2 separate regions of the Mus musculus genome follow, and region 1 is linked to region 2. The links are chromatin loops, found by intact Hi-C in ENCODE. Cell type or tissue: heart. All regions are shown on one strand. Links, peaks and the distances in the headings refer to the core of each region. The heading gives the core; the rest is flanking DNA.

What was found. A loop is a pair of places that touch in the nucleus more often than their neighbours do. Peaks named below come from ENCODE experiments on the same cell type or tissue, not always from the same donor. Only the 100,000 strongest peaks of a DNase experiment are listed, where the experiment ranks them.
Region 1: it touches region 2 in a loop (2.3-fold over the local background); 4 of 42 quality-filtered maps call a loop at or near these places.

The regions. Positions count from the first base shown.
Region 1 is chr9:50,523,931-50,534,760 of GRCm38, forward strand. Pts (6-pyruvoyl-tetrahydropterin synthase) reads right to left here and starts at 4,726. Exons shown (of 6, transcript NM_011220.3): 1 at 4,627-4,726; 2 at 2,940-3,019; 3 at 1,332-1,354; 4 at 793-849. The coding sequence starts at 4,706. Bco2 (beta-carotene oxygenase 2) reads right to left here. Exons shown (of 12, transcript NM_133217.3): 11 at 10,680-10,790; 12 at 9,157-9,589. The coding sequence ends at 9,476. In heart, for the core only: CTCF peaks have their summits at 4,524, 4,863 (motif pointing left) and 7,200 (motif pointing left); DNase peaks (open chromatin) are centred at 4,581 and 4,781; H3K4me3 peaks cover 1,261 bases; H3K27ac peaks cover 1,408 bases.
Region 2 is chr9:50,665,976-50,676,805 of GRCm38, forward strand. Dixdc1 (DIX domain containing 1) reads right to left here. Exons shown (of 20, transcript NM_001374656.1): 18 at 3,475-3,580; 19 at 1,685-1,793; 20 at 1-300. The coding sequence ends at 220. Among named protein-coding and RNA genes, the nearest start is that of Dlat, 12 kb to the left of the region's middle. In heart, for the core only: CTCF peaks have their summits at 4,906 (motif pointing left) and 8,990 (motif pointing right); no DNase peak of the experiment used is centred there.

The sequences.
Region 1 (10,830 bases), core at 1,106-9,105, 140 kb before region 2:
GGGTAATTGAAAGAACTAGAAAAAGAAAAATTCCCAACGTTGTGAACAAGAAAGACCACATGGCCTTGGGCAATGGAGCTAACTATCCAGCATCCCTCAATTTTAATCCATGGAACAGAGAAACTTCCTAATGACTAGATCCTGATGTGTTATCACTATCACGATTGTCTCAGTTACTTGGCATAGAGCCACAGTTGTTAAATAAGTGTAGCGTTGGGGCTGCAGAGATGGGCTGAGATTAAGCAGCTAGAAAGCACTCGATGCACTTTCAGAGGACCCAATTGGGGTTCCCAGCACCCACATGGGATGGCCTATAACCACCTGTAACTCCAGCTCCCAGAGACCCAAGGCTCCCAGCCAATACGGTCACCTGGACTGGTATATTTATGGGGCCATGACTCCTTCATTCTTCTCTGTATTCCAATACTTAAGCTTTAATAAACTGACTTACATAATTACAAAAATAACTTTTAAAGGAAAATGTGGTATTTTTAAAAAAATTTTATTAATAGTACAACATTCAGAGAATGAGCAAAAGCTTTAATGAAAAAGTTTTGTTGTGAAGGGGGTAAAATGTAATGTGTAGAAAAATGAGGTGGTTTCCAATGCAACTAGGAAATGCGCATGCAACGTCTCTTCCCATTATTGCAGCACAACTCCAACTACAAACATCCTGTCACTCCCCCACCTACTCCAACCCATAAAATCGCGTCATCTCAGGAGACAGGTGAGCAGGGTACTTAATGGGGTGTTAAGGGGATAGCACTCATGAAGCACCCAACACGGCATTACCTCCATGTATTCTTTGAGGTCGGTCAAATTCATAACCATTCCTGTAACAGGATCAATCTAAGGAAGAAATGAGGGTGAAGACCATTGTAGCAGGCTCTCCATATGAACGCTTTCACAAAGCTGGGGAATGGCTCATGCCTGCAATCCCGTCACTTGTGAAACAGAATCAGGAGGATCTGGAGGTCAAAGCCTTTCTTGGCAACACAGGAAGTTCAAGGGCAGCCTTGAACATGAGACCCTGTCTAAATGTAAAATAAACTTCACGAGTTAGTAAAGGCTGTACAACATGCAGACTGACCACATTCCCTCACCCTAGAGACACTTCTTATTCTGGGTACAGAAATGCCATGTCCCGGCAACACCCTTTCCACTGGATGGCTCTTCTCCCCATGCACACATAACAGCCAGGCTTGGCAAGGCGGCAGCTCACCACACAGCCATGAAGCAACTGAAACACAAGCTTTCAACACAGACTTCACCAGTGTCTGGAAGGTGGCCCCACGATCTGAACAAATTCACAGCCCCTTTCCAGCACGTACCTCTCCATGGACTGTCACCACAACTGTGAGAAAGAAAACAAAAAATACCAACAAAACATGACTTTCAACAGATTAGCGCAAGTTAGCGACAGAAACATAGATCTACGGTCCCCAAGGCTATACTTCAACTTTTCTCCAAATAGGTATTCTTTTCATTAAGATCTTTTTATCGGTCAATGAAGACTCAGCTCTGACAGAGGAGCTTGGAGGAAGCTTTGGCTGAGCAGAGAAAATTAGCAAATCCAAAAAGGAGTGAAGCTTTCCTGCTTATAAGGCTGCCATCACTGGGAGGAGGGAGATGCCGCTCAGTCTCTGCCTGTAAAGTGGGAAATGCGCATGCGCATCCAGCTATGTAGCAAACTGACCCACCTCCTCTGCAGGCAAAACCAGTCGTCGTTCACTGTCAGCTCATAAAACAGCGGGTAGTCACCTGATGTGCTTGAAAACTGGTCAGCACCTTTATAAGTTTGGACTTTTTCCCTTCCACACACACACCACTGGGTATTTCATTGTGAGTAAGCACACTGAGGCTAAGAGGTAACAGGAAATGAGAGTCAGGAGCTAAACCACAAACTCTGATCTCTCCAAGCCTTCTGTAACCCTGTCTCACCATACACCACTCCACTCCAGGGCTTAGGAGGCCTGTTCTGAGAATCATGTCCCTTCTCCTCCCACAAATCACTTTCTTAGGATACTACCAGAAAAGTTTTATATACAAACTCCTGGGGGCCGATGAGATGGCTCAGCGGGTAAGAGCACTGACTGCTCTCCCAAAGGTCCTGAGTTCAAATCCCAGCAACCACATGGTGGCTCATAACCACTTGTAAGGAGATCTGACCCCCTCTTCTGGTGCATCTGAAGTCAGCTACAGTGTACTTATGTATAATAATAAATAAATCTTTGGACCAGAGTATGCAGGGACTGAGCGAGCAGGGCTGACCAGAGCGAGCAGGGTTGACCTGAATGAGCAGAGGGTCCTAAAAGTTCAATTCCCAACAACCACATGAAGGCTCACAACCATCTGTACAGCTACAATGTACTCACATACATAAAATAAATCAATAAATCATTTTTAGAAAGCCCCCTTTTCTGCAATAGAATGCACCCTAAGTAATTTACGTTTCATTAGCCAGTATTTACTCAAAATAATTGCTTTTTATTTTACTATGAAGTTTTACATTTTAGCTAATACATAAAATATAAAAAGTCTACATATAAAGGGGCACTATTTGATGTTTCAATTCATATATACATGGTATCATGTTTAAATCAGGTTAAACATACCTGTGTCCTCAAACATTCACTATAATCAAATTTTAACATTAGTTTTAGCCCAACATAATTAAAAGGAAACAGCGAATGGCAGTTTTATTATGCATTTGAATGTCAAAGAAAATGCTTTAACTCATTTTGTTGTTGTTTTCTACTGTCTTTAACATGGTAGACAATTGTGAGGTAAACCAGAACACCCATCCAACCAAGACAATGACTCTGTCTTGAATTTCCACTGAAGGGCTCAGAGCCCTGACCCTGTCCCGGAAGCGTCTGGCTCCCAGCCCCCTCGTCCTTCTTCCCAACAGGCTAGGAGGGAATGTGCCCCTCCCTCACCTTTATAGTTGTGCCCGTGGCCATTCGGATTGTTGCATTTCCCAAACACTCTTAAGTTCTCTTCATCGCTCAGAGATGGGCTGACAGGAGAAAGATAGAGGTCAGCCCGAAGTTCAGACGTCCAGAAAACTCTACAATTTCATGTCACTGTAGATGATCAACTGGTTAGATCGCTTGCATATCATGATCCCCGTTTCTATCAAGAACCAACACTCCACTCTCTAATTAAACTAGATTACCACATAAATCATCCAAGACCTTCATCTCAACCCACTTAGTCCACAGTAAGATGTCAACAACTCTGCCCATAGTCAGCACTGTCTCTCCTGCCCTCTCTCTGTCGAGGTCTCCTCTATCCCTGGCTGGCCTCAAACTCACTAGGTAACTTAGCACGACTTCCAACTTCTGACCCTCTTGCCTCCACCTCCCAAGTCCTGAGATCTATGTAAGCAGGCACTGTGTAGTCAAGCACTCTACCTACTGTGCTACATCCCGGCTCCACCTTCCAATTCAACAAGCCCTGAGTATTAGCTATGGGATAAGAGATGAAGCAAGGAGCAGTGATAAGCACGAAGACATACATATCCTCCAGCGGCTTAAAAACGTCATTCCTCCTGACAAATAATGACCTCAGGCTCTTCTTTTCACAATCTTGCCCTCCTCTGCCTCAGCAGTTGCCTAGTGGAAACCTTACCAATGTGTTCCAGGACACTCAAGTCAGGTGAAACTTTAAACTTACTACACATGGCTGTCATTCCAGACAGAAAACAATTAGCTTAATGAATCTGTATCAGTCAACTTATCTGTGCATCCTTACTAACCTTGTGTGTAAGCTTCCTATTATAAAAATCCCTTTTGAGAGGCCGGAAGGATGGCTTAGCAGTTAAGAGTGCTTACTGCTACTGCAGAAGACCAGGGTTCAGGTCCCAGCCCACCCACGTGACAGCTCAGAAGCCTGTAACTCCAGTTTCAAGGAATCCTCTTTTGGCTTCCACAGACTCTTTCGTGCAAGCTGTGCACACAGCACACAAGCACACACAAACACAACTTTTTATTTAAATTCTTTAAACTCTTTCTTATCCCCTTCACTCTCTCCTACTGCGCACTTAGAGCAGTACAGCTCACAAGACTTTTGAAGAAAATTCTCACTGTACCCAACTTGACCACACGGAGGGGTGGGGGTAGAGGGATGACAAGTGTCAGCTGTTCCCTATGACAACCCTGTTGTTAGAAAAGGCCGTTCTCTGATGATGACATGCAGATCCAAAGAGCAAACCTTCAAGTGAGTAACGAAGCTCCCTTTGAAACCAACTCTCAGGTGCGGTCTTGTTTCTCTGGGATTCAATTCCCGACTGTGTTGCTCCTTTGGAAAGTATCAAGGCTGGTTTTACTTTTTTGGTAAAAGGGGGATGAAAACTACCTTGGGTTGCACCCGGTAGCCCATGCTCCTGTCATTGTACCTCTGGATGTGGGCAACCTCTGGAGGGAAACTCTCCAGAGTGGATCCTCCGGGATCGGAGCTATACCGCCCTCTCCCGGGTGAGTGCCGGTAGTGCAGCTCCGCACCTTCACCATTTCCTCTTCGGCCCGCCCCAGCTCGGCTCTAACCCACGCGCGTGGCCACGCCCCCCAGGGACATAGCGGGACAAGACCCGCGCGTGCGGTGACACACGTGGGCACACCCCACCTGTGCAGCCGGTGGCTCGCGCTGAAGGACACGAGGCGCGACAGTCGCGCGCGGCGACGAAGGTCACCCGCCGCGCTCATGGTCTTCGGACCGAAGACTCACAAGCTAGCGGTTCCGGCTTCCGGGACCGAGGCCAGTCCCGCCCCCGCGGCTGCGCAGTGCAAACTCGGCCCTCCCTGCCGAAAGCACTCCTGGGAGTGGTTTCGACTCGCGGCACCCTTCGGCCGACTTGGAGGCAAACACTAGCGCCCCCTGCTGTTCAGTCTTCGCTAGGCAGTCAGAAATACCTGGGGCCAGTGGGTGGGTGAGAAGCCAGAGGCCTGGATTTTTAAATTGCCAGGTTAGTTTGTGTCTTCTTCTTTCGCTTCATTTTTGACAGTCCTGGGTTTGACAAATCCAATGTCTGGGTGCCCTTATCAGATGTTCTCCAGCCCGGTACCACATTGAAAGTGTCCTTAACCAAAAAGAAACCCCAGCTAAGGATGGCAATGCACTGTCATTAGAGTTACCCTGCAGGCTGAAGCTGGGGCATTGATTTTAGGAGTCCCGATCTGTTCTAGGCAACATAGTAAAACACTAGCTTAAGTGGAAAATAAAGGAAAATTTTGACATCTCAATATCCAAGTGAGAGAATGTCATACAAAGAGACTTCCTCAAACCAGAGACAGCCAGAAAACAGATTCACCGTTCAGAGCCCTCAGAAGGAATACGCTGTTCCTGGTTTTAGATTCCTGGCTTTCAGAGTTTTTGAAATGGAAAGGTATTCCAGTGTAATCCCAACCGCTCTTGTGCAACATTTGCTGGTTCTGTGTTTAGATATTTGTCTCAGAAGGTTAGCTTCTATTAAATGTTGTCAGTCAGAGATGGCATATATCAGTGATCCCAGCACTGAGGCTGAAGCAGGAGGGTGACAAGCTCAAGGTCCGTCTCAAAAGGATAAAATCCTATACATAATTCAAATGGACACCTTTGGCAAGGCAGCCCCCACATCACCCATCCATTAATTAAATTTTAAAAACTAAATTAAAAAAAATGTTTACCCAAGTATCTTTGGCTGTCCTGGAACTTGGTCTGTAGACCAGACTGGCTTGGAACTCACCTGCCTCTGCCCCTCTGCCTCACAAATGCTCGGATTAAGGGCCTGCATTACCACCACAGTTAAGACCTTAATCCCAGATGCTTTAAGTATTAGACACATGTACTTCAGAACAACAAAATGGTCCCTGTTATCTGAAAATTCAGTTTAATGGGGGCAGTCCAACAAATAATATGTCAAGTGAAAAATTACCATTTCTGTGTCAGAGAGTAAAAGAAAGCTTCCAAGAGCAAATTAGTCTGAGATGGGTTTTAAGGAGTCCAACAGATGGGTAAATAGAAAATCCCAAGAGGAAAGAGTTTAAGCAAAGGAAATGTGGAAACGTAGCTTGCTTAATGCACAGTGACAAATTCTTGGCTACCTTGGGGTGCATGCAAAACGGAGGAGAGTGTATTGGAAATATTGACTGAAGACCAAGTAGTGGAAGAATTGTAAATGTCTTTCTACATATAACGGAAAAGAGACCCTGCCTTTCCCCTCCCATCTAGTTTTTCTCCAAGAGAAAGGAATTCCCAACTGTTAAAATAACATTTTCAGGCATAATGGAGTCTTGCTTGCCCAGATAAGTGTGGCCTACTCTCTGGTGCTATGCACACAGGAAGGAAAGGAGGAGAAGGAAGAAGAAGAGGAGGAAGAGGAGGAGGAAGAAGAAGAGGAGGAGGAGGAAGAGGAGGAGGAGGAAGCCAATCCTGGCCATCTTACATTCCGTTCTGCATCTTGCTTTCTTGTTGTAGGCTGAGCCAGGAGCAGGCCCTCTCATTCTCCTTTTCCTCTCACTTATGCACTGAGTACCACTGCTGTGTTGAGATAAAGTGAAGGTTCATGTGCAGGAAAGAGATGCATTCAGGTATGCGTGCTTCTCAGAAGTTAGAACCCATCGGGCCTGCATGTCTAGACAAGCTATGTTAAACCTCCATGTTTGATCTGAGGAAATACATGGGGTGCTTTTTCCCCATAGACATCTGCGAACATCCAGAGACTTATCCTCTCAAGGTGACTGGCTTCCGTGCTCCCACATCTGTAATCTTAGCTCTGTCTATGCATCACACTCTGCCTCTCACAAAACCACACACAGGACTTAGCCCTATAAGTTACTGTCACCGTGCAAACCTCTACACAAGACATTTATGTGTAAGGTACACTTCCCTGAAGAGGAAAGGGTTAATGGGATTTAGAATAATCCCTTCAGACATCTGTAGAAGAAACTGACATTCCAGGACAGCATGATCCAGGACTGTGTGGCAAATTAGCCCATGTCCCAAATCACATCTTGGAAGACTTCCAGAAACATGAGCAGACAGAAGGACCCTGGGCAGTTTGGCTGGTCCGAGATTAAATCTCAGCCAAGGGGTAACAGAAAGGAAAAGGAAAAAGGCCTTTGGGGGGTAGGGGAGGCTGCAGTTTACCTGAATGCTGTTAGTAAAATGTGAGACTTAGAAATGTGAAGATTGTGTGGTCTCTTCTGCCACCTGCTGCACAAGTAAAGAAAGAACCTCTTGCTTTCCAGCGGTCTTCTGGAAAATTATCTACCTGGAGATTTGAAATAAATGCCTGCTTTTAGCAATGTCTCTCAAAACAGCCACTTGTGAAGACTGAGCTGAGGGAGAGATGGGGTTGGTATTGGGTAGTCTGTAAGAGGAACACTGAAGTGAACTGGCATAACATCTGCCACAGACAGCAGGGGAACACCCAACTCAGAGGCCACCAAACACGATAGCACTGGCTTCTTGTCCCAAACTCCTTAGGGCCAATGGTAACAGATGGACTGTGTGTGGCCTGTTACAGACTTGGAGAGAGCAAGGTGCTGGTCTAGATTCTAAGATAGTAGTTCTCAACATATAGACCAAGACCTCTTTGGGGGGTCAAACAACCCTTTTACAAGAGTCACCTAAGACCATCAGAAAACAGGTTTACATTACAATTCGGAACAGTAGCAAAACAGCAGTTATGAAGTACAGCAAACATGATTGTGTGGTTGGGGTCACCCCAACATGAGGAACTGTGTTAAAGTGTCACAGCAACAGGAAGGCTGAGAACACTGCTCTAAGTCTACAACTGTCCTTGACCATTTGTATTTCTCTTCCCAGAGCCTCCGGTCACCTATGTAATAGAGGTAATGGCCTAATTTTAGTCTTCTTTTCTATATATTCCTTTCTCAAAACTTGTGTGTAGGAGGTGGGTAGCATGATTGCCACAGCACATGGATGGGGAGTCAATTATCTCCCTCCATCTTGATGTGGATTCCAGGGACCAACTTCATGTTATCGAGCTTGCACTGCAAGCTCCTTTTACCTGCTAAGCCATCTTGCTGACCCTTTCTATGTATTCTTTTAGCTAGAGATGAGAATATTAAATCAATGTTAGACTATCTTCAAGATATTCTCCAGCGATGGCAAGGTGGCTCTGTGGGTAAAGAAGCTCACTGCACAACCCTGATGACAGATGCCGCAACCAACCCTAACACTCCATTGTGGAGATGGGGAACTAGAGAATGGAGAACTGCCCAGAAGTTTCCAGGCAGAGGGAAAGAACCTACTGTAGAAAGTTGTCCTCTGGTCTCCTTAAGCACCCTTGTCTGCACATAGACACACATGCAGTAATAACAAATTATTTTAAAACCTTAAATTGGGCTGGCGAGATGGCTCAGCGGGTAAGAGCACTGTCTGCTCTTCCAAAGGTCCTGAGTTCAAATCCCAGCAACCACATGGTGGCTCACAACCATCCATAATGAGATCTGATGACCTCTTCTGGTGTGTCTGAAGACAGCTACAGTGTACTTATATATAAAATAATAAATAAATCTAAAAAAAAAAAACTTAAAGTATTTATTTATTTATTTAGGAGATGGGACCTCACTATGCATAACAACAGGCTGGCCTGGCCTTAAATTCATAGAGATCTGCCTACCTCTGCCTCAGGAGTGCTGGTTCAAAGGTGTGTGCCGCCATACCTGCAAAAACTTTAAATACTATACCAATACCTGTTTTATGGTTTCAAGAAAGAGGCCTAGGACAATATAGAGCCAGGGCTGAAGGGATCACTAAGCAGTTGAGAGGATGCACACCGCTCTTGCAGGGGACCTGAGTTTGATTCCCAGCACCTGTATTGGTCTCTAGGGGTGCGGTTACTTATGTGCTCACACAAACCACACACACACACAGTCACACACAAAATACGTAAATATTTTAAAATATATATAAAGGGGCTGGAGAAAGACTCAGGCTTGTTTCTCTTACAGAGGTCTTGGGTTCAGTTCCCAGCACTTACACAGGGGCTCACAACCATCTGTAACTCCAGGACATCTGATGCTCCATTCTGACCCCCTCAGGCACCAAACATACATGTGGCACACATACATATATGCAGGCAAAACATTCACACACATAACATAAAATAGATCTTCTAAATGGTATTAAAAATATACATGATCATAATTACCTCACAAGTTGTGTTTTAATAGAAATATAAAACCATACATGGGGAGATTATTAGTTATTTTACCACTGCTACAAAAAAAAAAAAAGTAGTGCCACAAGCTGGGAACAAGAATTTAAATATGATCCCGTGGTGGTCAGGATCTATCAGCACGTTGGGGGTCAGGGTCGATGAGCCCACGGGAGTCGGGTCTATGAGTCCTTAGGGGTCAGGGTCAGGTCCAAACTACAACAGCTTTTGAGTGAGATCCACCATTTTCTCTTTTCCTCAGAGTGTGCTCATCGAAGCCCGATCCTAGCCTTCCTTGCGCCTCTGCCGTCAGATAGGCACAAAGGTGCCATGGAACCCGTAAGGCATCTGCACGGGTACTTCCGCTCGCCCCAGCTCTGTGAAGCTCTTGGCATCCAAGACAAGGAGGAAGTTGCTTTCACTCTAGAAAAAGAACACAACACTGAAAGTTCCCTTTTCGTTTGAAAGTCCATCTCCACTGGCTGAGGGAGGAAGCATGTCTTCTTAATTACGTTCATATCTGTCCCTGGCACCTGCTGCAAAGCCTCACCTAGACACCCACAAATGTTTGCCCAGTCGCTGAACTAGACCAAAACACCATGACTAAAGAAGTTCACACCCTAAAGCAAAGAAATAAAACTGTGCCAATCCTCCTCATAAGACCGCTTTGAGTCTAACAATCTTTTTACTCAGCTCTTTCAAGTCTCATAAAATACATGGAAGTCCTTTTACCCAAATTAGAAATGCTTCTGTTTTGTGTTACTTAGAAGCTGGACAAAGTTCAGCTTTGTAAACCAGAATGAGATTTGTGCAGACCTATTTACTGGAGCGCTAAGTGCATGGAACAAGCCCTCTAGCAGACATTACTAATTGATCACAACATTAGCAGACATTACTAATTGATCACAACACTTTTTTTTTTTTTAACTAAACCATTAAAGGGCTCAGAACCCCACACCCAGGTGCCACTAGTATTTGATCAGAGCTGGTCTTGAGGTGGACACATTTGCTGTAAGATTGCCCGGACAAGTCAGTAAGTAGCATTATTGAGATACTAGCCAGGGCTTATGGTACTGGCCGTTTTTAGGTCAGTTCACTGAAATAAGAAACACAGATAGTAGTATGAACATCAGGCCAGAAGCCAGACATTAAACACTGGCTTTACCACTATGAGATTAGATGTGAGTCTCTTGCAACTTCTTAAAGTGACAAACTCCACATGTATCCCACAATTTTTAATAACTATCATAATATATATGTATGAGAGTACGTTGTCTATAAACACACTCCTATGAAGACACCACATTGCTATGATTTTACAAACAGGACTTTAAAATGTGATAAAGTATGGCTATGATTTTTAAAGTGGGGGATGTTACCCAGTAAAAAGGAGACGAGGATGGAGAAGATGCCATAAGGCATCATAATAAATGATGGGCTGCATCGCTACAGGTCACACTCGAATTGAGTTAGTGCTGCACTTCTATGACCAATGGCGGGGAAATAAACTTACCTGGTTGGGAGTGATCACCACAGAGAGTATAACCCCACTGTCTTCCTCATCTGCTCCTGGCACCGGAACAAAAACGGGCTCCGAGGGATAAAAGCCTTCTTCTCTCCAAACCTGAGAGTTCCCCCCGCCCCAACACACAAAAGACATCTGA
Region 2 (10,830 bases), core at 1,676-9,675:
CACTGTTCCCACCGACAAGGAACTCCAGACGAACCCATGCTCTATGTTTCGGACAGAGATTCGAAGTACCAGATACGCCAGGCACACACACAGGACTGGCCCGTGACCATCGTACTTGAAGAAGCTTCTTTTTGGCAGCACGAATTAGAAACTTCTCAGCGTACTCTGGTGTTAGTCCTCTTTCCTGAGAGAAGCAGCCAGGGAGTGGCCAGGGTCTCGTTAATTCTCTCTATGGTCTTCTTCCACCCAGGCTACGATTTTCCCTTCCCATCCAGGGATGGCATCGTCATCATGGAAAACCTAGTTTAAAAAAGAAAAAGCCACAATGGAAAAACGCAACCCAAAATGTGGTGTGTGCCTGTAATTGGAGAGCCCAGCAGGCTGAGGCAGGAGAGTAGCTATGAATTCCAGACCAGGTTGGGTCACAGTGTGATATCCTATCTCTTTTTTTTTTTTTTTTAATATTTATTTTACTTATACGAGTACACTGTAGCCGTCTTCAGACACATCAGAAGAGGGCATCGGATTCTATTACACAGATGGTTGTGAGCCACCATGTGGTTGCTGGGAATTGAACTCAGGACCTTTTAAAGAGCACTCAGTGCTCTTAACCGCTGAGCAATCTCTGCAGCCCCGTGATACCCTATCTCAACAAGACAGAAACTACACCGCTGGTAAAAGAGGCCTAAGGGCTGTGAGATGTCTCAGTGGATAAAGGCACTGTCAATGTCCTAAATTCAATGACAGGACCCACATGGTGGAAAGAGAAAATTACATCCTGACTCCACAAGTTGTCCCTGACTTGCAGCACACAGAGAGGGGGTGGAGAATTAGCACAAGAGAAAGAAGTCTGTTGCAGTCAAAGGAGCTGAAAGGAGTTGGAGATGTGAAGAGTGCTCTGCCGTCAGACACGGAGAGGCAGACTGGAGTGGGTCTGCTGTGGTCCAGCATTTCCTCTCTCTGCCCCCTTCCCTCTCTTTTGGAAGGGAAATGTATAACCTGCGCCATTGTCTGTTATACATGTGAACTGCTTCTTGATTCTGATTTTACAGGGGGTTATAGTTAAGAGAGCACCTTGAATCTCCAAAAAGATATTGAACTTTGGACTTTACTTTTAAAGTGTTGAGTCCGTGACAGACTGTGGACTTTTGAAGTTGGACTGAATGCATTTTTGCATTATGACATGGTTACAAACCTATGGGGGTCAGGGAGTAGAATGGTGATTTTAATAAGAAGTGTTCCCCATAAACTCTTATGTTGGAATGCTTAGACATCAGGGGGTCTACTTGGCACTACTTGGGAGAGATTAGCAAAGGTGGTCTTGTTGGGGAAAGTTTGCCTTTGGGGATGGGCTTTGAGGTTTCAAAGGCCCAAGCCAAGCCCAGTGTCTGTCTGTCTGTCTGTCTGTCTGTCTGTCTGTCTGTCTCCTGCCAGAACAGCAGAACTCCAGTTCTACCACTCAGTAGAACTCTCAGCTCCTTCTCCTGCACAATGTCAGCCAACACCATGTCATGCTTCCCACATGATGATAATGGACGGAACCTGCTTTCTTTTCTAAGAGTTGCCTCAGTCACGGTGTCTCTTCACAGCAATGGAACACTGACTAGGGTGGGAACTCAGGTATTTCTGGGAGCTAATTCAGGAGTGACCAGTAACACTCCCAGCTTGCTCCTGGATTCTGTACCTCTTCTTTGACTGTGCCAAACTCGGGATCCAGTGCTTTGAAGTGGTATCGGTGATTCCCTTCCCGATCAATAGCTGCTTTAAAATCCTTCAGTGTCACCTCCCCCAACCTGTAATAGAGGAGAGTGTACCAAAATAGTTTGTCAATTGATAGGCTGGGAAGGTAGTGTGTTAGTTTAAAATCCAGGTCCCAACAAAAGTCAACAGGCAGAAATAGCATGGCTTTGATACTAGGTCACGGCCCTTGATAACCAAGATAAAATAAAAGTTGGGCAACCAGTCAACACTAGGAATGAGCATGGCATTACACATCAGGTGATCCAAGAACTCAAATTCATTGCTTTTGCTGTTTTTAACCTAGAAAATAAAGTATTCAAAATAAAATTAAATAACTACTAATATTACTAAGTTTTCTCAGTTTTTCTCCTGACATAGTGGCCTAGTTTTCTTAGGCTGATAAAATTAAATCCATCAGTTTGTTTGTTTGTTTGTTTTGTTTTGTTTTGACAGGGTCTCACTCTGTAGGCCAAGCTTGCGTTGGCTTTGCTACACAGCGTAGGAAGACTTCAAATTCACCATCATGTTTCAGGGCCCCAGCTGACAGACTACATGTAAGTGCCTCTCAGCATTCCTCTGTGTTTGGAAAATACAGAAACGCCCTGTGGTGGCGCATGCCTCTAACCCCAGCACTATGGAGGCAGCAGTGAGCAGATCTCTGAGTTCAAAAGCATCCTGGACTACAGAATAAGTTTCAGGACAGCCAGGACTACACAGAGAAACCCTGTCATGGAAAACAACACCCCTCCCCCAAAGAAAACAATACAAAACAAAAATAAAAACCCTCACTTTTATCTAGTCCAAATAAGCAGACTCTAAGAGAGGAGAAACCCTAGGAAGCTCCCTTGGTAGTTGGCCAGGGTTTATTTTATTTATAAACCAGAGCCTTAAGCAATACGAGGCAAGCACGCTGTCAGTGAGCTCCATCCCTGGCCCCACGCAGCATCTTTATTCTGTACTGAGATGAACTTCTGGGACATTCTCCACACAAATCCTTACAGGTATGACTTGCCGTCACCCTTGAGTAGTAAACACCCACGAGTGGGGCCCAGGAGCTCAGGCTAGAGGTCATGGCTACCAGAAGGGGCTATTTTGAATACTTAAAAGAACAAGTTTTTCCAAACTTGTATAGCTATCAGAACAAGAAGCACAATTATTTTTCCTGTGGGCCTGGGTATGGTGGTGCATGCCTTAATCTCAACACTTGGGAGGCAGGGGCAGGTGGATCTCTGTGAGCACAGGCCACCCAGAGCTACACAGTGAGACCCTGTCTCAAAACACTAAAACAAAACAAACAACTCAAAACAACATACAGTGCTTATTCCTGTGCCTAGCAATACCTCCTGCTTGTCCACTATAATGTCACTGGTTGCTGGGTGTGGTGGTGGATGACTTTAACCTCAGCACTCAGGATGCAAGGCAGGAGGGAGTTATTAGCTGGAGGGAGGCCAGCCTGGTCTACATAAAGAGTTCAAAACCAGCCAAGGCTACATAGTAATACTTTGTCTCCAACAACACCACCAAAACCAAAATACAAACAAACAAAAAACCAACAAAAACCCAAACAAACAAACAAAACCCTGGTAAGCAGGAGGCAGAATCTCTAAGTCCTGGGCTCTGGTTTCCATACAAGCTGGCTTTCAAACACCTTCAGCTGCTCATCAGGCTGTTACTGAGGACTCTGCTTCTGTTCGGTTTGTCTTTTACAGTGAAGGAATGGCATGGACGTCTCACCTCTTTGGAATATTGACCATGAAGGGCGTGAGCGAGCGGTCGGTGAAATAGAGCACCTTAGTGCAGGTGCTGCTGACGGCTGGGGAACTCTGGGAGTGAGGCAACGCTGCAAGCAGAGACAGAGTTAGAGCGTTCCATCCCATCCAAATTCCTCCCTTCCTTTACTCAAAATGTCTCAGGAGGCTGAAGCTGCCCGAGGTCACAGCTCCTCCATCAGCCTTGCCAAAGCACCATGTTCCCAGAGCATGGCTCATGATCGTCACGAGGGCAAGAGGTGCCTCGGGCATGAGCATCATCGTGGGCCCCATTTCTCATTCAATCCAGGGATTTCTGTCAGAGGAACGCCACCTGCTCTGACAGCACTGTTACTAAAGGTCAAGAGGTCAGAGAATGTTGCCTGGCTGGATTTCAGGCGACTGAGTAGACACCCAGTAGGACCTGCAAACTGCCTACATTCAGATTTTGAAGATTATTTGCATGATTTATAAAAAGAAAGAATAATGGGGGGAAAAAAACCCAGGGAAAATGTACTATCAAAGTTCCCAAGTACTATCCCAAGGGCCTACAAAGGTGTGGTCCTGTGCTGTGCTTGGGGTTGCTGTTGTTGCTGTTGTTGTTTTGAGACACAGTCTCACTATGCAGACCCGTCTGGCTTAGAACTCATGAGAACCCAACAGATCTTGAACTCACAGAGATCTATCTGCCTAACTCTGTCTCCTGAGTGCTGGGATTAAAACTGTAGGCCACTCACCACACCTAGCCTACATTTACTTTAGTGTGGGCCTGCGTGGAGAACAAAGGACAGATCTGAGGGGTCAGTTCTCTCCTTCCACCCTGCTGGATCAAGGGCTAAACTCAGACAGTCAGGCCTGGCAGTAAGTGCCTTTACCCACTGAGCCAGCCTGCCAGACCCTCAAGCACTCTACTGGGTGATACAGATGGTTCCGGTAACACCCATCCAGTCACCAAACAGGAGCTGTACTGGTAATGGATATGTGGAGAACAGTCAGACCAAACAGCAAACGCATGTACAATCTCACCATGCTTCCCGGCACCTGTGCATTGTCAACCTCACCTTCTAAACCACAACTTAGAGTCAACAGCTGTCAGAGAAGGAGGAAGAGAGAGGAGGAAGGAGGAAGAGGAGGAGGAAGAGGAGGGAGGGGAACTTCCAGGAAAAATATGTATGCCAAACCCAAAATACCTTCATAGGAAAGGAATCTTGTACTTTGTTGTTTGTATTATTACTTTGAAAAATGCTCTTTTGCTATTAAGCTTCTCTGTGTATATGAAAATATATGAGCTTTTGAATTTATAAATGCCTTAATATCCAATAAAGCATCAGGAGAGACTAGAGAGGTGAATCGTCTCTGGCAAGAGACCTGAGTTCCCATTACCCACACTGTCCTGTTCCAGGGCTTCTGGTGCCCTCTTCTGGCCTCTAGAGGCACTGTACGTATGGTGTATACACATGCATTAAAAAGAAAACAAGGAAATCTTAAAAGATAGAGTTGGACACGGTGAGTTGGACACGGTGGTGCACACCTTTAATCCCAGCACTTGGGAGGCAGGAAGAGGTAGACCCCAAGCCAGCCAGGGCTACATAGTGAGACCTTGTCTCAAACAACAAAACGGAACTAGAGAACTAAAGATTTGCTGAAAGGACCCTGATATAGCTGTCTCTTGTGAGACTATGCCAGGGCCTAGCAAACACAGAAGTGGATGCTCACAGTCAGCTATTGAATGGAGCACAGGGCCCCCAATGGAGGAGGTAGAGAAAGTACACAAGGAGCTAAAGGGATCTGCAACCCTATAGGTGGAACAACATTATGAACTAACCAGTAACCCGGAGCTCTTGTCTCTAGCTACATATGTATCAAAAGATGGCCTAATAGGCCATCACTTGAAAGAGAGGCCCATTGGACTTGCAAACTTTATATGCCCCAGTACAGGGGAACGCCAGGGCCAAAAAGGGGGAATGGGTGGGTAGGGGAGTGGGGGTGGGTGGGTATGGGGGACTTTTGTTATAGCATTGGAAATGTAAATGAGCTACATACCCAATAAAAAATGAAAAAAAAAAGAATAAAAGTGAGTCTTGCACCAGGCCTCATATACAGCAAGTTCTAGGCCAGCCAGAGCTACATAGTGAGGCCTTTTGAAAGAAAGAAAGAAAGAAAGAAAGAAAGAAAGAAAGAAAGAAAGAAAGAAAGAAAAGAGAAGAAAAGAAAAGAAAAGAAAAGAAAAGAAAAGAAAAGAAAGCTAGCTAGCTTGATGTCATTCCCATTTTAGGAACGTTAGACTCCGTTCTTCAGTGTCATGGGGAGTAAGTACTCAGAGGGACTGCCCCCGTGAAGGGACCAGCCATGTCCTATAATCCTTCTAGAACCTTCTTTAAACTTCTAGATTCCTAGCATGTTCCAGTCCCAAAGGAGGGTGAGACACAAGGATCTAATTCCTAAGTTTGGGCTTTATAACTCATTTAGAAACCTGATCTGCTAAACCCAGAGGCCCTCTGAGCTCTACGGACACTGCCCTTCCAAAGTCTGTTGGATTTCCACTATGTTCTAGCTACTCATGGTGGGTGTGGCTGGATCTCCACTGTATACCAGCTGCCCCTAGTGGGTGTGGCTGGCAGTAGGGGGGCTTTCTTTGATCAGTATCTGCAGGGATGGGTCAATGGGTAAGAGCACTTACTGCTCTTGCAAAGGACCCAGGTTTGGTACCCAGCACCCATGTGGCAGCTAATAGGTGCCTGTAACTCCAGTTCCAGGGAATCCAATGCCCTCTTCTAATCTCTATGGACAATAGGCATACATGTGGTACAGACATATATATAGGCAAAAACACCTATACACATTAAGAAGCAAAAGATGTGACCAAATGTTATGTGTCTATTTTCTTTCTCTCTTGTAGACAGGGACTCAGGAAGCCCAGGCTGGCCTCCAACTTGCTGTGTAGCCAAGGATGGCCTTGAACTTCTGACCCTGCTGCCTCTACCTCTGAGATACAGGTGTGCAGGACCACAACTAGTTTATGCAATGCCAGGGATCAAATCCATGGCCCTGTGCACAAGAGGCAAGCTTTCTACCAAGTGAGCCACATTGTTAGGCCAATTTTTTTGTTTTCTCACCAAACTAGGAGTACTGGCTGGTTTTGTGTGTCAACTTGACACAGGCTGGGGTTATCACAGAGAAAGGAGCTTCAGTTGAGGAAGTACCTCCATGAGATCCAGTTGTAAGGCATTTTCTCAATTAGTGATCAAGGGGGAAAAGCCCCTTGTGGGTAGGACCATCCCTGGGCTGGTAGTCTTGGTTCTATAAGAGAGCAGGATGAGCAAGCCAGGGGAAGCAAGCCAGTAAGGAACATCCCTCCATGGCCACTGCATCAGCTTCTGCTTCCTGACCTGCCTGAGTTCCAGTACTGACTTCCTTGGTGATGAACAGCTGTATGGAAGTGTAAGCTGAATAAACCCTTTCCTCCCCAACTTGCTTCTTGGTCATGATGTTTGTGCAGGAATAGAAACCCTGACTAAGACACTAGGTTTCTCATAATTACTATTATGCTGGTCACAAACTAGCCATGAATCCGAGGCTGGCTTCAACCTCATCATCCTCCTGCCTCAGCTTCCATAGTGGCATTACAAGTGTGTGCGTGGGACAGGTTTAGCTATTCAGAAACAGTTTCTACGCTATTGCTCCCTCTTGGTGATTCCAACTGCTCCCATCTTAACCCGATGTCCTTTGATCCACTCTGCTCTGGCCCTGCTTTCCTGTCCCGTATTATTCCTCTCCTCGTGTTTAAATTTTGCATTTCAATCACCACATTTTTAAGTTTGTGGATTCCTTCAGTGGCTATGTTGAGTCTACTGAGGCCTATGCTGGAAACCGTCTTCAGATTTATCTGTGCTTTTATTTTTAACCCTTTTATTTTATTCCTTATAATTTGTCTCATTACTAAAATCCCTCATCAGCACATTTTTATCATAACAATGAATACATTAACCTGTTATTTATTTATAATTCCTGGTCTCACTTGGGTTTCACTCTGTTGACTGATCTGGTTCTTGGCAGTGGCTTTTTTTTTTTTTTTTTTTTTTTGCATAGGGGTGGGATGGGACTAGTATGCACAAACATGTTGAGGTCATGGATCAACTTGAAGAAATTAGTTCTTTTTTTTTTTTGAGGTGGACTCTCAGGGTTGTTTTGATTTGCATTTCCCTGATGATTAAGGATGCTGAACATTTTTTCAGGTGCTTCTCAGTCATTCAGTATTCCTCAGGTGAGAATTATTTGTTTAGCTCTGAGCCCCATTTTTTAATGGAGTTATTTGATTTTCTGGAGTCCACCTTCTTGAGTTCTTTATATATATTGGATATAGTCCCCTATCTGATTTAGGATAGGTAAAGATCCTTTCCCAATCTGTTGGTGGCCTTTTTGTCTTATTGACGGTGTCTTTTGCCTTGCAAGAAGTTAGTTCTTTCCTACCATGTAGGCCTAATAATTTGTTTTTGTTTTGTTTGTTTTTTTCAGAGCAAGGCCTCACTGTGTAGCACTGGCTGTCCTGGAACTTGCTCTGTAGTCCAGGCTGGCCCTGAACTTAAGAGATTTGTCTGTCTCTGTCTCTGTCTCCTGCCTTCTGGGACTAAAGGTGTGTGCCATCATGCGTCCAGCTGGCCCTCATAATTTTTTTGTGAGTGTCAGATATCAAGTGTTAAGGCAATAGATAATCCCAGTACTCAAGAGGCTAGGGCAGGAACAAGTACGACTGTCTCAGAGACAGGGGGAGAGAGAGAATGAGAGAGACATAGACAGAGACATACAGACAGAGAGGACATCTTTGGCTATGGTGTACTGTGTCTTCTGCCAGCACAGGAGTGGCAACAGCAACCTAGCTGAGGCTGGGCCGTTGGTTCTAAGGCCTGCTACCTCTCCTCACACTTGTGGGGCAGGCCCTTTGCCAAGTGAACTAGCCTTTGGGTCTGGAATCTTGTACTTAGCATAATGTGTTTTCAGACTTCATTCGCTTTCAAATGTGTATCAGTACTTTCTTTATTCTTTATTCCTTTCTGAGGCTGAATAATACTCCACTGTTTGCATCTATCACATGTGCCTATCAGTTGGCAGATACCCGTGTTAGTTCTTTGGGGGGGATATACCTATTACTTCCTGTGGTCATTCTGTGTTTATCCCTTGATGATTGTTTTGCCCACTATATAACCTCATAACAATGCAGAAGAGTTCCAGGCTCTCCGTGTCTTTTGTCAACACTTGTTAACTTTCCATTTTCTTGGAACCATCTAGAAGAAATGAAGTGGTGTGTCACTGTGGGGTTTTCTTTTCTTTTCTTTTCTTTTTTTTTCTTTTTTTTTTTTGAGCTAGTGATTAAATGCAGGACCTGGCCATACAGTGGGGTTTTTTTTAAGGACCTATTTTATTCTTAATTATGTGTCTTCTGTCTATATTTGTGTGGGGTGTGTGCATGTAAGTGTGGGTGCCTTCAGAAGCCAGAAGAGGGCGCTGGATCCCTTGGAGCTGGAGCTACAGGTGCTTAGGAGCTACCTGGTGTGGGTGCTGGGGCTGAACTCAACCCTTTGAAAGGGCAGGAAGGTGTCTCAGCTGCTGAGCTATCTCTCTAGACCTTTCCTATGGTTTTCAGCTGCAGTTCTAATGGCTTATATATCTTATGGGGTATTTACATACTTATATATCTTATGGGGTATTTACATACTCGTGTCTCTATGGGGTATTTACATACTCGTGTCTCTATGGGGTATTTACATACTTGTGTCTCTAGAAAAGGTTTACTTTAGGCCTTTGTCCATTTTTTTCATTCTTTTTGTCTTTTGCTGTTGAATTTTAAAATTTCTTTGTATGTTCTAGATCCTAGGCCCAGATAAATGACTCACAAATGCTTCCTTTATTCTGTAGATTGTCTCTTTCCTTTTTGACAAACATGCTTCTATATAGCCCTAGCTGGCCTGGAAGTCACCGTGTATAATGAAGCTGACGGCAAGCCTGCAGTGATGTAGTCCCAGCCTCCTGAATGCTAGGATTAAAGGCGCACCCATGCACAGCCCTTTCACTTTCCGGAGAGCGTCCTTTTATGCAGAAACAGGTTGTTTCTATTTTTGTTTCGGCTGCACATGCTTTTGATGCCGTATCTAGGAACTCATTACCAAGTCCTAAAGGATAGTTCTTTTTTTTTTTCCTAGAAGTTGTAGAGACTTTTTAAACATATATAGGGTAATTGTTAAGGATCCCATGTTACAGGATAGCCACTTGACCTGACTCAAATGACTGTACATATATGTGTTTATAACTGAACTTTCAGTTTTATCCCACAGTTACTGTGTTACTTTAAATCTGAAATAAGGGGCATCAGCACTTAACAGCATATGCCAGTTCAGTTCCCAGCACCCGGGTGGAGCACAACCCTTTGTAACTCTAGCTACAGGGGCTCTGAAGCCCTATTCTGACCTCTTCAGGCACCCACACATATGTAATATGCACACACACATACACACACACACACACACACACACACACACACACACACACACACACACTAAATATAAATAAATCTTAAAAACACTGAAATAACTGTTTCGCCTCATGAGTCACTGATGGGAAAGGAATTTGTCTGGGGCAAAGCCAGAGCAGAATGAAGGCAGGAGTTCTGGACCCACCTTACATACGTTGTATGCCCCATATTTTGCAGTGATTTTCAGGGGAAGTCTCATTTAAAGCTCAGATTAACTCCGTTAGACAACAAAGAAACTTAGACTCAGCGCCATTAATTAACGTTCTTGTCTGTAACCATCACTGTGGAGTGGCTACCCCAAGACTACTTCAGTCACATCTGATTTTATATTCTCTATTTCCCTGTTCTGTTAGCTTACATTCAGTTTGAGGAATTCCAAGTGCCTTTGACCATCTCACTGGTATTCAAATACATACCCTTGACGCTCAGGAAAGGGCTGGGATGAGAATAATCTAAAAGTAATCCAGAATGCCTGAAGCCACGTGGAATGGAAGGATCCTGAAAGAGCCTGAGACAGCCTAGGCCTCAAATGGCATCATGGAGCACATGGGGGTAGTGGTGGAGTGGGACGGACTCAGAATTAGCATTCAGAGAATGTAAGGACAACTGAGGACTCCAGCTCAGCAGACTGCAATGAAAAGTGGCACCAGGCACCTGGTTCCAGGCCACGGCCATCACAGGGACATGGCTTCTCAGCCCCGGAACTGACAGACACTGTTCAGGAATGTTTAATGCATTTGATGACAACGGAAGGCAAGGCTTGAAATGCAACCGCTGGACTAGAATGTCACCTGCAGCCCAAGAGTGAGAATAATG